2 separate regions of the Homo sapiens genome follow, and region 2 is linked to region 1. Evidence: chromatin loops called from intact Hi-C (ENCODE). Cell type or tissue: psoas muscle. All regions are shown on one strand.

Region 1 (8,000 bases):
GGTTAGGAAAGGTGGGACAGACGCTTCTTTGTAAAATGTGAAGGAAAATAACTGATTTGGAACTTGATGAAGAAGAAGCCACACTGGCAGGGACTCGTGCCCACCGGGGACTCCCCAGCCCGGCCACTGCCCGGGCGTGAGCATCTGGGCAGGCCAATGCTAAGTCGGCTTCTAAAAAAGCTGGCTCAGGAGAGTAAAAGAGTTCGTGCCTCTTCAAGGGTTTATTTTATTTTATTTATTTTATTTTATTTTGTGACGCAGTCTCGCTCCATCACCCAGGCTGCAGTGTGGTGGTGCAACCTCAGCTCACTGCAACCTCTGCCTCCCAGGTTCAAGCGATTCTCCTGCCTCAGCCTCCCAAGTAGCTGGGATTAAAGGCGCCTGCCACCATGACCAGCTAATTGTATTTTTAGTAGAGACGGGGTTTCACCATGTTGGCCAGGATGGTCTCGATCTCTTGACCTTGTGATCTGCCCACCTCCACCTCCCACAGTGCTGGGATTACAGGCGTGAGCCACCATGCCTGGCCAAAGGGTTTATTTTTAAATTGCTATCCCAAGTGATTTAAAGAAAAGAGAGATTAGGGAGTCCAGGAGAGCGTGGAAATAAAACGGCTGAGCCTTTACTTACGTGTATGTTGGTCTCATATTCGGAGGTGACATGGGAGTAGACGGCCAGTGCGGGAAGCGACACCAGGATGGCCCCGATGCAGTGACGTGGTAGCCAGCCGGCGATCCACTCCAGCAGGCGCTTGGTGCAGGCCATGACGTCCTCCAGGAAGAACACCATCCTGCGAGAGGCATGGGGGTTAGCAGGAGCGACGGGGCCCGGGGTGGGTCATCGGCCAGGAGACAGGTGCGAGGCCGCAGCCAGCGCCGCCCTCTGCTCTCTCCCGTGTTGCCCCTGGGATGGGCGTGAGAGCAGGCGTGGGGTGGGAGTCTACCTCCCTCACTTTTGGTAGAAGGCAAGGAAGCCAGGCTTAGCTCATTGTACCTGATTCTAGGGTCACATGTTGCGTTGTGATAAAATATGCTTGTGAAAAGCACATGCTTCGCTCGCCTAACAGAACACGTGAGAGTATCACAGGCCCTGAGGAGAGTCTCCTGGGGGCCACCACGTTGCCGTCACCGGCTCCCATCAGCTTCTGAGGCAGGAGGTCTTGACGGGGGCAGCTTTGGAGGCGTCCTGGAATTCTGTGGAGCCCGTGCAGTTGTCGCAGCAGAAGAGGCGGTCCTGGCATCTGGTGGGCAGGCGCCAGGGACAGAGCTGTCCTGCATGTGGGCAGGTGCCACCCAGGGAGGTTCTGCCCTGCACCCCACACAGCAGCCAAGCCCCTGGGCACCTGCAAAGGCAGAAGGCTGCTGACAGCATCTTAGCCCAGAGGCTGTGTCCCAGCTACAAACAGGGTGCTCTGTGGTGGTGCTGACACACCCTGGATTTTCTTGGAGCGCAGCTCCTGTGGAAACTGAGTGACAGTGGTCTCTGCTGTTTGGGGCATCATCATCAGTGTTTCAGAAAATCACACCACAGGCTGAACCTGGCTCGTGGCGCTTAGACCACCAAACCCGCACACGCGTGCCGTCTGCATCTGGGCTGTCATGTTCATCGTGCATGTTCACCTCTAGCTGGCGGCTTCAGGACTCTCCAGACAGCGGGGCTCTGTTGTACGTGAGGTCCAGCACCACGTATTTCATTTTAAAAGACTTTGTCCTTCTAAGCAGAGCGACTGTATTCACTGACTCCTTTTGCAGGCGTGTGTCTAGCGGGCTTCGTTTCAGGAGTGTGATGTTGACACAATAAAAGTTTCTGTATAAAGAAGCAGCTGAGTGTGCGGGCCAAGAACCACTGTGAGGAGGAGGAACAGGTCTTGGCTGAGTCCAAGGACCCCTGGGCCATGGTGGGGCCACATGGGGAGGTGAAGAGAAGGTGTGGGGTCCTCGTGGGGAGACAGTCCTTCTCTCAAGCTTGCTGCCAGGGAGCTGGGGATAGGCCTGCTGTCCCTGCCTCAGGAGAGGCTGGGCGGGGGCCGCTGTTGTGACTGAACAGCAAAAAAGCCTCTGGCACAGAGCCCCCCGCCCCCAGCCTTCGGGCCTGAACACCTACCATGCCTCTCCCTCTTGGCTGCGTGGTGTGGCCAGGCGAGGGAACGCTCACTCTCCAGCCATTCCCCACATGGACGCAGGCACAGCCTCACCCTTTTAGGGTCCTGGACAGCCCTGGCTTCCTGATATTTAAAGGATAATGAAGACTTTGGAATACTTCCAAGAATAACCACAAATATGCAGAATACAGAGGCCCTAGGAGGGGGGACAGAGGGAACCAAGTTCCCAGTCAGCAGCGGGAAAGATGTGAGGTTGGAGGGGGCCTTCATGCTGGTCCCTGAGACTGCAGGGATCTGAAAATGAGACCTCACGCCTGCTGGGGCAGAGCAGAGAGGGTGATGCAGGAAGCCTCCTGGAGGCAACGGGCGGGGCCTGGGCCAGTCACTGAGGAGGCGCCTGGCTTTCCTCCTGTACAGGAAAGGGATGGGGTGCCCGTATACCCCACAGCGCAGGTTCCCGTCAACCTGGGGTCCTCAACACGGCCCTCAGAGGGGCCAGGGAAGCCTTTCAGGGTCTGGGCCTCTCCCAGGCTTGACGATTCCTGGTAAATGGAACCAAATCCCACCACAGGCCTGTTCAGGGGTGCAGCAGCCACCACCTTCACCAGATCCTTGGGGAGTATGTCTGTGCAGGCAGTTCCAGCGCACCTCACCCCAGCCCTCGGCAGTCTACACCGGGGTTGCCCTCAATGCTTTAGAATTGGGTCTGAAGGAGCAGGGAATAATAGCTAAAGGGTGAAAGTAAAAAGGAATGGAGACAATGCTGGCCTCAGAGCCCTCAAGACGCTACAGCTACCCACATTAGAGGAAAACCTGGGGGTGGACCAGGGAAGGCAGACCTGGGGGAGTGACTGCCCATGAGGATGGGTTTCTTTTTGGGGTGATGGAGGTGCCCGATAGTTACATAGTGGTGATATTCATACAATTCTTCAAATTTGCTAAAAATCACTGAGTTGTCCACTTGAATGAGTTTATTGTATATAAATCATGTCACAATAAAGCAGATCTTCTTTTTTTTCTTTTTTGAGATGGAGTTTTGCTCGTCACCCAGAATGGAGTGCAATGGTGCGATCTCAGCTCACTGCAATCTCCACCTCCTGGGTTCAAGTTGATTCTCCTGCCTCAGCCTCCCGAGTAGCTGGGGTTACACGTGCCCACAACCAAGAATGGCTATTTTTTTTTTTTTGGTATTTTTTAGTAGAGATGAGGTTTCACCATGCTGTCCAGGCTGGTCTCGAACTCCCAGCCTCAGGTGATCCACCTGCCTTGGCCTCCCAAAGTGCTGGGATTACAGGCATGAGCCACCATGCCCAGCCTAAAGCTGATCTTTTTAAAGAGGAAAAACAAACCAACCAGGGGCCTGAGGATGTCTGGTTTGGGTTCTGGGGAAGTGGACCCTGAAAGGGTTTGCAGGCGACGGCTCCTTTGGGAGGGGTCCCCAGAAGCACAGGAGGGCACTGAGGCAGGAGGGGAGGCTGTGCCAGGAAGAGGGCTGCTCGCTGGGGGTGATGGGGCATGAGCCCACAGGGAGTTCTGGGAAACACTGAGCACACGCCACAGACAGCATGGCCCATGGCGGCCTCGGAGGAAGCTGAAAGGGTCCTGGGTACAGTGCAGGTGGGAAGGAGGGGGCAGGAATCCCAGCCTGCCCACCCCAGATGGGAGAAGCCAGCATTCCGGCGCCTCACGCCAGACTCAAAGCCATTCATTTCTGCCCTGGGATGTTGGATAAGGGCAGCAGACGCTCAAGGTCAGGGCTGCCTCCCCATGTCTGTTTGAAGCCCAGCTCCGGGGCACCGTTGCTAGTGGGACTCTGCTAGGCCGGCAGCCATCCTGTTGAGGGTGACAGGACCACCCAAGGGGCTTGTGGTGCCCAGGACGGGGACCACACAGGGCCACCTTCCTGCTCAGGAATACAGAGCCGCTGCGAGCCCCCTCAGGGAGCCAGGCTGGTCCCGAGGGCCCAGCTTTCCCAAGACGCACCTGTGGTCTATTCGGAGCCTCTGTCCCCTTTAAAATGAGCTGTCTTTTTATTATCAGGCTATGTGTGCTCTTTATCCATTCTAGATGTTAGACCTTGTCCGAGGCCTGATCTGCAAGTGTTCCCTCCCGTTCTGTGGGTTCTTTCTCTTTCTTGATGGTGTTCTTTGTAGCGCAACAGCTTAACTTCTGAGGAAGTTGGGCTTGTCTATTCTTTCTTCTGTTGGCGTCACATCCAAGAGACCACTGCCTGAGGCAAGTGCGTGGAGATGCTGTTTGGCTCCGGTACTCTGAAGAGGCGCCTGCTGTCCCAGGCCCACTACCCCCGCTCATGTCTTTTCCTTTCCTTCCTCCAGATTGTTTCCTATCTTCTCACCTTCTCCTTTGCAGTCTCTGAACCTGGAAATCTGGGGACAAGCTGGCAGCGGTTGGGGCTGTGGAGGCACCGCCCCCTCCAGCGAGGTGGTCCCCCCGCATCTGGGCCAACGTCAGGGAGGGAGGATGCTGGGGCACAGGGCTCGGGGAGGACACGGGGACCCATCTCCAGAAATCAGCCAGCAGGGACAGCTGGCTGGGGACCAGTCCAACCGCTCAGCCATAAGCCATGGAGCCAGAAGAGGGAGCTAACGGCTCAGAGCTGGAGACCCAGTCCACGCGGCGCTTACCTGATGGACACCGCGAGGGACAGCACCTCCAGCAGCAGGGCTGCACTGAAGACCGCCAGGGCGGCGGGCGGGGGAGGCACGGTGGCCGCCTCGTACTTCAGGAAGCAGGTGGTGGACAGCGTCAGAAACACTGTGGTCGACAGAAACACATCCAGGAGGGAGCTGAAGGTGGGACTAGCAAACGTCTTCACGGGGGAGTTCTTTATGACCTGTGTGGAGCAGGAGTGGAGCAGAATGACTGGGAGGCCATGGGCGGCCAGGAGCGCAGTTCAGATGGAGAAACAGGCAACACGTGCGGAGCACTGCTGCTCTGGGCCAGGCACAGGGCAGGAAGGCTCTCGGAGGGCTGTCTCCCTCTACTACCCCATTTAACACTGGGGAGTCCAAGGCACAGAGAAGTTAAACTTGCCCAGGGGGCTGGGCACGGTGGCTCACGCCTGTAATCCCGACACTTTGGGAGGCTGACGTAGGAGGGTCGCTGGAGCCCAGGAGTTCCCGGCCAGCGTAACACAGTGAGACTCCATCTCTACAAAAAACTTTAAAATTAGCCAGGCATGGCAGTGCGTGAGTGTGGTCCCAGCTACTCAGGAGGATGACGCAGGAGGATTGTGTGAGCCCAGGAGTTTCAGGCCGCAGTGAGCTATAATCATGCCACTGCACTCCAGCCTGGGCAACATAGCGAGACCCCGTCTACCAAAAAATAAAATAATTAGCTGGGCATAGTGGTTTGTGCCTGTAGTCCCAGGTACTTGGGATCTGAGGTGGGAGGATTGCTTGAGCCCAGGAGTTTGAAGCCGCAGTGAACTATGATCACACCACTGCAGAATTATACCGTTTCCGAAAACAAAAAAACACAAAAAAAACCCTGCCAGGGTCACAGAGCAACTGATTATGACCCAGCACATTCTCATAGACACATTATATATTTAGCTGCAAGATGAGTTACTGACTGGCGCAGGTGAGGTCCCTGCATCTGTAAGGCAGTTGGACGAGAGCAATGTGCAGGGCGGTCCTGCTGCATGGCGGAGTCCTAGGTTCAGCAGGTGCGAAAGCGGGGCTTCGTGGCGGAAGTGGCCGACGGGGATTTAAGTGGCACATCATCGCCTGGGAACCTACGGGGCCTGGCTCTGTGCTGGGGGCCAGTACACTAGAGAGGCACACACTAGTGTTCGGCAATTGAGGGGGAGAAATAACGATGCTGACACGTCCAAGAGGTGACCAGGCCCAGGCCCTGCAAGGCTCTGGGGAGGTGCGATCTCCATTGACGCTCACGGCACCCCACAGGCAGGAACTACCACCCATCTCGGTGTACAGATTGGGAGGCCAAGGCCAGGGGCTACCCCTAGGGCACACAGCGAACAAGGAGCCAGGCCAGGACTTGGCATGGACCGGTTGACTCCTGAGTGTGTCCCTAACCTAGAGGAAGGTGTAGGATCCAAAGGCAGAGGCTGTGGTTGGGAGAGGAAGGGATGTAGCCAGTTCAGCTGCTTTCCATTTGGCCTTGCAACCTTCTGGCAACCCCTGAGAGGCCATGGGTGTCCACTCAGCATCCCGGCCAGGCTCGGGGCTGAGGGCAGGAGCTGGAGACGCACGGAGCGGAAAGGTCTCCTGGCAGCCCTGGGTGCGGTGTGCGTTCTTTGGGACAAACCAGCTCCGGGTGCCTCGACCACTCCCAGGAACTAGGTGGGAGGGCAGGAGGGGCACTTGGACGGTGGGAGCAAGGCTGCCAGTCAGCCCTGATGCCAGGCTGGACCCTGCCAGGGCAACCTGGGGGTTAGGGTTTGGTTCCAAATTCTCTCCAAGGAAGCTGGAGGCTCTGTAGTGCCCAAAAGGGCAAGTCAGGTCCCAGCCCTGGAATCCCCTCAGAAGGTGTGGGAATTTCTTTTTTTTCATTTTTCTTTTCTTTTCCTTTTTTTTTTTTTTTTTTTTGAGATGGGATCTGGCTGTCGCCAGGCTGGAGTGCAGTGGCGCGATCTTGGCTCACTGCAACCTCCGCCTCCCAGGTTCAAGCAATTCTCCTGCCTCAGCCTCTGGAGTAGCTGGGAGGACAGGCACCCGCCACCACGCCCAGCTAATTTTTGTATGATTAGTAGAGATGGGATTTCACCAAGTTGGCTAGGATGGTCTCTATCTCGACCTCGTGATCTGCCTGCCTCGGCCTCCCAAAGTGCTGGGATTACAGGCCTGAGCCACTGTACCCGGCCAGGTGTAGGAATTTCAGGGGCGACACTGCCCATGCCCACTCACCTTGGCAGAGGCCCACGCACGTCCCCTTTCTGTGGGGCTCCATCTAGTGCCCGTCAGGGGTTCGAGTCAGGGCCGGGTGCATGCATGTGATGTCCCTGAGACATCACTGCCTTGCCCACATGTGAGGCCGGAAGGTTTCCACGTGGGCTGCCGTCCTTCTGAGAGCCCACACCTCCCACCTTCCAAGCCAAGGGCTCGGGTACAGGGCCTTTCCTGATTGGGGCTGCCATCTCCTCTGTAGAACTGCCCCATCCATGGACGCTGCCAGAGGCCCCGCTCCTCCCTCCACCTCCCTTGCAGTCTCTCCTGCCTGCCCTGCTACTTGCCAGAGACACCTGTCCCTGCCACAGCCTCCCCCTCTGGGCCACCCCTGGCCCTGATGCCAGAGGCTCCCAGGCCCATCTGCCCCACCCCTGTGCATCCCGGGAGTGCCACCTGTCCCAGTCCCACTGAGAACGACGCTCCCCCACATCATGACACTCTTTCGCCCTCTCTCCCCATGGGCGAAACCCAGGGACAGTGCCACTGGCTGCCAGGGCACCGTGGGCCAGGCTCCGCCCTGCTCACTACCCACATCCCAGGGCCTCCGGGTGCGGCCGTCCCACCATCATCAGAGCACAGGCTCTGCAGCCGGGCTGTCTGGGCTCAAGGCCACTCCACCATGATTAGCTATGATACCCACGCGTCCATGCCTCAGTCTCTTTATCCAAAACCAGGGATAAACCAGTACTTGCACCTTGTGGGCGGTGGGATGCTCGGCTAAGAACGCACCCACGTGGAGCCCCCAGCACAATGAGTCCCCAAACGCGGGCCAGCTGGGAGGCTCCCTTGTCCTGGCATCTCTCCTTTCCTCCCCACCGGGACCCTGTGGCCACCTGCCCTGAGTTTCGGTAACAGCCTCCCACCTGTCATGTGGCCTCCTGTCTTGTCCACACTCTTATCACCCTCCGAAACTCAGCTGATACATGTTTGTTTTTTTTCTTTTTTTGAGACGGAGTTTCACTCTT
Region 2 (8,000 bases), 110 kb after region 1:
CAGGAGCAAATGTGATACAGGAAAGCACACCAACAGCTACATACATGGATAGCAAAAGAAGCCAAAAAAATTATTTTTTAAAATGTAAGAACTGGAAAAACAGAATGATCTCAGTTTTTTTAAAAAAGCAAAGATTCCTATTTTTATAGAGAAATTGCTATATTAGTAAAAGCCAAATAACAAGAGGCAAAAATAACTGAGTCATCAAGAAAATTACCTCTTATTTGGCACAGTCCATTTTTATGAAAGTGCTTTATCTATTTCAGAAACATAAAATCAAATGTTTGAATTGGTTAAAACAGAAAATTATCTGATTGATTAAAAGAGAAAATCCTCTGCTCTTCAGAAAACTCAACCATCCAGAAAGTGCTATCACTGACATTTATATCTAACAACATGGCAAATGAGGTTGGTTTCATATTCAACCATTTGCTGTCCCCGAAGCTCTCTATTAAGGATCTGGCTGATCAGAAAACTTAATATTTAATCAACCTAGAGCAGGCCTAGAAAAGAGGCTACTGTTTAAAAACAAACAACTGATTATATAAAACATTTACATCAAATTATAATTCAGTATTAAATCTCATGGAATCACGCCTTTCAGGAAAACGTCTGGACACTAGTGAAAATGAAATGGCTAAATCTCAATCAAAGTATATTATTAAGTAATAAAAGATTTTATCATTCAACTTTTTTTTTGTCTCTACATAAAAAAAGTATTTTTGTCTCTACAAAAAATACAAAAATTAGTCAGTCGTGTTGGCATGCGCCTGCAGTCCCAGCTACTCAGGAGGCTGAAGCTGGAGAATATCACTTGAGCCCAGGAGGCGGAGGCTGCAATGAGCTGAGATCACGTCACTGCACTCCAGCCTGGGCGACAGAGCCAGACGCTGTCTCAAAATAATTAATTAATTAATTGTTTAAAAAATCAAAGAATAGCTTAAAATTATTACTAAGCTAAGAACCTTGCTGCTATTACTTGTTCAGGAAAGCTCCACACACCATAGGCAGTGGTGCTAAATGCAACAGAAGCCTTAGTGCGAACTGGAACTTCTCCCAGGAGTCTATGGAATTGGAAACTTAATAGCTACTAAATACAGTAACATCATGACTGGAGCTATGAAAGCAAACATTTCCATTTGAACTTCAAGTGGCAGAAGGGACAAAGTTGATACCTTAGACTCATCAGCCCTGAAAGTGTTCCTAATCACAATTTCTTTCAGGAGCCAGAAAGAACACAGCGTTAATTATGTTAATCCAGCTGAGACGTTCACTATGAAATGTGTGTTAGAGAAAAGTCCTTTGAAATTTCTTATTTGCATGGTAGTTCTGAAAGTTTTTAACCTCCTGCAGTTCCTGGCACACGGAGTCAGTCACTCACTTGTCCTCAGGAAGCACAGGACAGCAGCAGGTTCGGAATCACACTTTCTCTGTGTGATTTCACAACTCGGGTCTTTGTCCAGGTGAGATTCTCACTCGGGTCAGAGGGCAAAGGTATCCAATGACAACCCTGTCCTTCAGAACCAAGTAGTGTTTTCCCATCAGCCGTGCAAATCACAGCAAATGTCATGTGGCTTTCCAGCAGCCTCTTTGCTGTTTGTTGAGGAAGGATAAGAAAACCATGGAGGATTAAAATCACCACATTCAAATTACTATAAAGAAAAGGAGGCCAGGCGCTGTGGCTCACGCCCGTAATCCTAGCACTTTGGGAGGCCAAAGTGGGACGATCGCTCGAGGCCCCGCAACACAGCAAGACCCCCATCTCTAATAAGAAAAAAAAAAGGGAGAAGAAAGAAAAGGAAAAATGCAGACAAGCCAGAAAATAAAATTGAGGAGATTAATACAATATAATAATCAGGCACTGCAGATCACACCTGGAACACCGCCTCACCCAGGCAAAGGAGGAAAAGCTTTCATGTGTGCTCATCATTTGAGCAAAAAGGAAGAAAACACACACAGAAACTCAGGAGATCCAGAAGAGACACTCTGAACAAAGAAAATGGAAATGACAGGGAACCAAATGATCCACATCAGGGATTTTAAGAGGGAAATTATGCTTCTGAATGAAAAAAATAAAATCATTCAAAACTTTTTATAAATCTTTGACAAAATCCAAGAGTTTCCTTTCAATGTTGATGACATTTAATTTTTTTTTTTTTTTTTTTGAGACAGTCTCTGTCACCTAGGCTGGAGTGCAATGGCGCAATCTCAGCTCACTGCAACCTCTACTTACCAGGTTCAAGCGATTCTCCTGTCTCAGCCTCTGAGTAACTGGGATTACAGGTGCGCACCACCATGCCCGGCTAATTTTTGTATTTTTAGTAGAGACAGGGTTTCGGACGTTGGCCAGGCTGATCTCGAACTCCTGATCTCAGGTGATCCACATGCCTCAGCCTCCCAAAGTGCTGCGATTACAGGCGTGAGCCACCGCGCCCAGCCCTCTAATTTCTAATTACAACATCTAAGGTAGACACTTTCCAGATGCATTAATGTGGGGGACAACTAGAGGACTAACACGTCCCCTTGCACACTCAATATAGGGCCAGTAGATCCAGAAGCTCACCGTCAAGAGCAACAAGAGCAAGCAAGTCCTTCCTCAACAGAATCATCGGTAAGAACACTGTCAGTCCAGGATTCACTCAGTCCTACGAGTGAAAAACTTGCCAACACAGTGAAATTCATTTTACTGGCAACTAACCTTCCAATCTCTCTCTAAAATAATGTTCACATGGGAACTGAAGCACATTAAAAAAATAATAATTATTCACTTCACATTTTCTCCAAGCCATTTCAAAAGTGTTTCTCAGACTTTCAAAATCAAACAGGATTCCCAGACCAGGCACCATGGGTCACGCCTGTAATCACAGCACTTTAGGAGGCCAAGGCAGCTGGATTGCTTGAGCTCAGGAGTTCAAGACCAGCCTGGGCAACATGATGAAACCCCATCTCTACAAAATACACAAAAATTAGACGGGCATGATGTTGCATGACTATAGTCCCAGCTACTCGAGAGGCTGAGGCACAAGACTCACTTGAACCCAGGAGGCGGAGTTTGCAGTGAGCTGAGATCACGCCACTGCACTCTACCCTGGGTGACAGAGCAAGACTCTATCTCAAAAAAAAAAAAAAAAAAAAAATCAAATGGGGTTCCTCTAACGATACCCTGCTTTATTCAGGAAACGTGATCCTCAGGAAACCATGTGTAAATTATACTTCTAGAACTCAATCTTACGTATTTATATTTAAAGGAAGTAAAGAATCTTTTATGAAGTTACAAATCTCACACACGCCCTGCAATTTAGTGGCTCTATAAATCGGAGCTTCCCTATGCTAAATGTGTCTAAATGAGAGTTCGTAGTTGAAACAAGAGGACAAAGAAAAAAACACTTTTCAAATTAAGAATGAGCACTATGTCCCAATCACGTGAGAATCTCAGCTATACTTAGACAATGGTGGAGATTTTAAGCATATCTATCTCAAACTTTATATTTTACCAATATGAAAAAAGCAGAACCAGAGAGATTAAATTATTTGCCCAAAAGTGCTTGTTAGTGGAGGAAATGTATTAAGACCAAAAGCTAATTTACAAAAACAAATTAAATTTTCAAATAAGATCATGCTATAAAAGTGCTTCCCTTTCAGAAACCACCCTCACCACACCCAGTTTTTAGGCAGCTCATTCACACACACAAAAATCACATTAATGAACATCAGAAGCAGTGGCCTTTCCTTATGGGAAAAAGAACTCATTTATGAAGTTCCAGAATGCGATGCAATCCACACTTTAAATAGTAACACAATAGGGTACGAACTAACTGAATCAACATGCAATAAACACTTTCACTTAAAGTGTCATAGCCTTAATGGTATATTGCATTTAATATCCATACACAAGGAAATAAATCACACGCATGTGGGGTTTCTTCCTTTCTCCAGGCTAGAGTGTTAGAAAATGTAGTTAATATTTCCCAAACAACTCAAACACGAAAATAAATGATTCAAAAGCTGCTTTTTCCCCGCTTTGGAAGGGGGAAAAAAAAAAGAACAGATTTTAATAGCATTACATAAAAATCCTGGAAATTATGCACAAAGACTACCCTGGAGCTTTGCCAGAAACAGGCATGCTGGTTTTCCATGTGTATAAATGGTAATCAAATAAGAATTACCAGGAGCTACAATATTATTAAGATAAATATACTTCTTGAAATCTCCATCTTACAAAGCTTAAAAACAATTGCCAGAACTAGGCCGTTCAACCCCACATTTCCTGGGCCTCCCCTAAGCACTCAGTCCTCTGTGTTTCTGCCCTGCGCCCCACGCCCTCAGCGCAGCACCTCGGAGCCCACAGTCCCAAGCTGTCCACACTCTGGCGCCCCTGGGCCCATTCACATTCCCAGGCACCATGCGCTGGTCAGCCCTCTCGGCCACCACCTTTGCTAGAGCCTATCAAGACCCTCCGGAGCCTCTATTTAATGAACCACTCAGTCATTCCAGCAAAGCGGTTACTGCCTTTCCTCTACCTGGAGGCTTGTTCTGTGTAGATGTTTGGGGTGTGGTTTCACACATAACAGGGTACTCACATGTGGAGTTACATATATATATATATATATATATATATATATATATACACACACACACACTATATATATGTATAAATACATATGTACATATATATATATATATATATATATATTTTTTTTTTTTTTTTTTAAGACAGAGTCTTGCTCTGTCATCCAGGCTGGAGTGCAGGGGCGCAATCTCAGCAACCTCCATCTCCTGGGTTCAAGAGATTCTCCTGCCTCAGCTTCCCGAGTAGCTGGGATTACAGGTGCCCACCACCATGCCCAGCTGATTTTTGTATTTTTAATAGAGATGGCATTTCTCCACGTTGGCCAGGCTGTTCTTGAACTCCTGACCTCAGCTGATCTGCCTGCCTTGGCCTCCCAAAGTGCTGGGATTACAGGCATGAGCCACCATACCAGGCTTATATTTACTTATTTATTCATTCATTTATCAGCAAATATTATCACACATATATTATATGCCTGGCTATATTCCCAGCGCTAGGAACACAGCAGGAAGTAAAACATGGAAAATTCCTGCTCTTAAGATGCATTCCAGTGGCGTGGAAACAGATTATAAACAAAATTAAGTCAAATACATATGATGCAAGCTGGAAAAGAGAGTGGCTGGCCCATAGCTCCAGGAGGCACTGTTGAAAGCAAGGCTCCTACTAAGGGAATTCCTGGAGTTGGGCCTTCTGGAATGTTCCACAGCGGTCCTGAGGGATGGGGTTTGCTGGGCTGGGGGAGGACTCCTCAGTCTGCAAACATGTCATCTACGTTTTGGTTTGGGATTTTTTGTTTTGTTTTGTTTTTGTTTTTGGTTTTTTTTTTTGAGACAGAATCTCACTCTGTCACCCAGGCTGGAATGTAGTGGTGCAATCTCAGCAACCTCTGCCTCCCGGGTTCAAGTGATTCTCCTGTCTCAATTTCCCGAGTAGCTGGGACTACAGGTGCACGCCACCAAGCCCGGCTAATTTTTGTATTTTTAGTAGAGATGGGGTTTCACCATGTTGGCCAGGTTGGTCTCAAACTCCCGACCTCAGGTGATCCGCCCGCCTCGGCCTTCCAAAGTGCTGGGATTACAGGCATGAGCCACTGTGTCTGGCCTGTAATATTCATTCATTTATTCATTCATTCATTCAGCCAATATTATCAGGCATGTATTATATGCCTGGCTATATTCCCAGCACTAGGAACACAGCAGGAAGTAAAACATGGAAAATTCCTGCTCTTAAGATACATTCCAGTGGCGTGGAAACAGATTATAAACAAAATAAGTCAAATACATATGATGCAAGATGGAAAAGAGAGTGGCCGGCCCATCGTTCCAGGAGGCACTGTTGAGAGCAAGGCTCCTACTAAGGGATTTCCTAGAGTTGGGCCTTCTAGAACATTCCGCAGCTGTCCTGGGGGATGGAGTTTGCTGCAGGACTCCTCAGTCTGCAAACAGGTCATCTACATTTTGGTTTGGGATTTTTTTTTATTGTTTTGGTTTTGTTTTGTTTTGCTTTGTTTTGTTTTTGGAGACAGAGTTCTCACCGTGTCACCCAGGCTGGAGTGCAGTGGTGTGATCTCAGCTCACTGCAACCTCTGCCTCCCAGGTTGAAACAATTCTCCTGCCTCAGTTTCCCGAGTAGCTGGGATTACAGGTGTGCGCCACGACACCCGGCTAATTTTTGTATTTCCAGTACAGACAGGGTTTCCCCATGTTGGCCAGGCTGGTCTCAAACTCCTGACCTCAAGTGATCCACCCGCCTCAGCTTCCCAAAGTGCTGGGATTACAGACGTGAACCACCACGCCCGGCCTTTTTATTGTTTTTTTATCACGATTTACCTACATTCACAGACACCTGCCCCTCAACAGGCATTAGTGGGAAGATACAGAAAGAAATTCTACATTGCTCTCAATTGTAGGAATGCAAATTAAAGCTTCCAAGGAACTCGAAGATGCACAAACCGTTTCTTGGGTGGCATTATTTCCTCATAGAAACATGCATATACTATTCATTTTCTTTTCAAAAAAGATGAGGGTAAACTTTAGCTCAGTCTCTCTGAATAAACATATCAGACAAACAGAATTAATGAGATTTTAATACCTATAATTTCTCAACTCTTTAAAAAGGTTACTAAAAGGGTATGAAAGTTATCAAAGACCACTGGGGTTGCATGAAGAGGACTCAGCAGCCAACTTAAAGGGGCTCCCATGGGCCCCAAATGGGACAATCTGAGCATCAAAAATCATGTATCTGTAATGGAATGAAATACATCAAATAAGCTAAAATCCAAGAGTTTATATTGATTCTTGAAAAAAATCACCTTTGGAGGACGTTAAGAAACCATCTCAGCTGGGTGCCTTGGCTCACGCCTGTAATCCCAACACTTCGGGAGGCCAAGGCAGGAGGATGGCTTGAGCCCAGGAGTTTGAGACCAGCCTAGGCAACATGGCAAGACCCTGTCTCTCTCAAAAATTTGAAAAAATCAGCTGGGCGTGGTGGTGCACATGTGCAGTCACAGGGAGGCTGAGGTACGAGGAGCACTTGACCCTGGGAGGTTGATATAGTTTAGCTCTGTGTCCCCACCCAAATCTCATCTTGAATTGTAATCCCCATGTGTCGAGGGAGGGACCTGGTGGGAGGGGACTAGATCATGGGGGTGGTTTCCCCCATGCTGTTCTCGTGAGAGTGAGGGAGTTCTCACGAGACCTGATGGTTTAAAAGTGGCAGTTCCCCCTTCGCATGCTCTCTCTCTCACTCTCTCTCTCTCCTGACACCATTTAAGATGCGCCTTGTTTCTCCTTCATCTTCTGCCATGATTGTAAGTTTCCTGACGCCTCCCCAGCCATGCAGAACTGTGCCAATTAAACCTGCTTTCTTTATAAATTACTCAGTCTCAGGTAGCATCTTTTTTGTTTGTTTGTTTCTGAGATGGGGTCTCACTCTGTTGCCCAGGCTGGAGTACAGTGGCGCGATCTGGGCTCACTGCAACCTCCACCTTCTAGGTTCCAGCGATTCTCCTGCCTCAGCCTCCCAAGTAGCTGAAATTAGAGGCGTATGCCACCACGCCTGGCTAATTTTTTGTATTTTTAGTAGACACGGGGTTTTGCCATGTCGGACAGGCTGGTCTCGAACTCCTGAGCTCAAGTGATCCGCCCGCCTCAGCCTCCGAAAGTGCTGGGATTACAGGCGTGAGCCATGCACCTGGCCTCAGGTAGCAACTTTATAGCAGTGTTAGAATGGTCTGATACAGGTGGAAGCTACAGTGAGCCGAGATTATGCCACTGCACTCCAACCTGGGCAAAGGAGTGAGACTCTTGTCTCAAAAAAAAAAAAAAAGAAAAGAAAAAAACAAACTCAGTCTGTAAATGGTATAGAAAGGGAAAGAACCAAGCAAATAAAAGCATCTAAACACACACGGCTCCCAGGATCCTAGGATTTC

What was found. Peaks named below come from ENCODE experiments on the same cell type or tissue, not always from the same donor. Only the 100,000 strongest peaks of a DNase experiment are listed, where the experiment ranks them.
Region 2: it touches region 1 in a loop (2.5-fold over the local background); 2 of 110 quality-filtered maps call a loop at or near these places.

Annotation. Positions count from the first base shown.
Region 1 is chr16:3,978,486-3,986,485 of GRCh38, forward strand. It overlaps ADCY9 (adenylate cyclase 9), which reads right to left. Exons shown (of 11, transcript NM_001116.4): 7 at 4,747-4,955; 8 at 631-790. Among named protein-coding and RNA genes, the nearest start is that of TRIDDENT, 32 kb to the left of the region's middle. RefSeq lists enhancers at 3,440-3,963, 3,964-4,486. In psoas muscle, a CTCF peak has its summit at 4,701 (motif pointing right); a DNase peak (open chromatin) is centred at 4,716; H3K27ac peaks cover 582 bases.
Region 2 is chr16:4,092,862-4,100,861 of GRCh38, forward strand. All of the region lies in intron 2 of ADCY9 (adenylate cyclase 9), which reads right to left. Among named protein-coding and RNA genes, the nearest start is that of ADCY9, 20 kb to the right of the region's middle. RefSeq lists a silencer at 1,287-1,581. In psoas muscle, no CTCF peak of the experiment used is centred here; a DNase peak (open chromatin) is centred at 830; H3K4me3 peaks cover 3,245 bases; H3K27ac peaks cover 6,239 bases.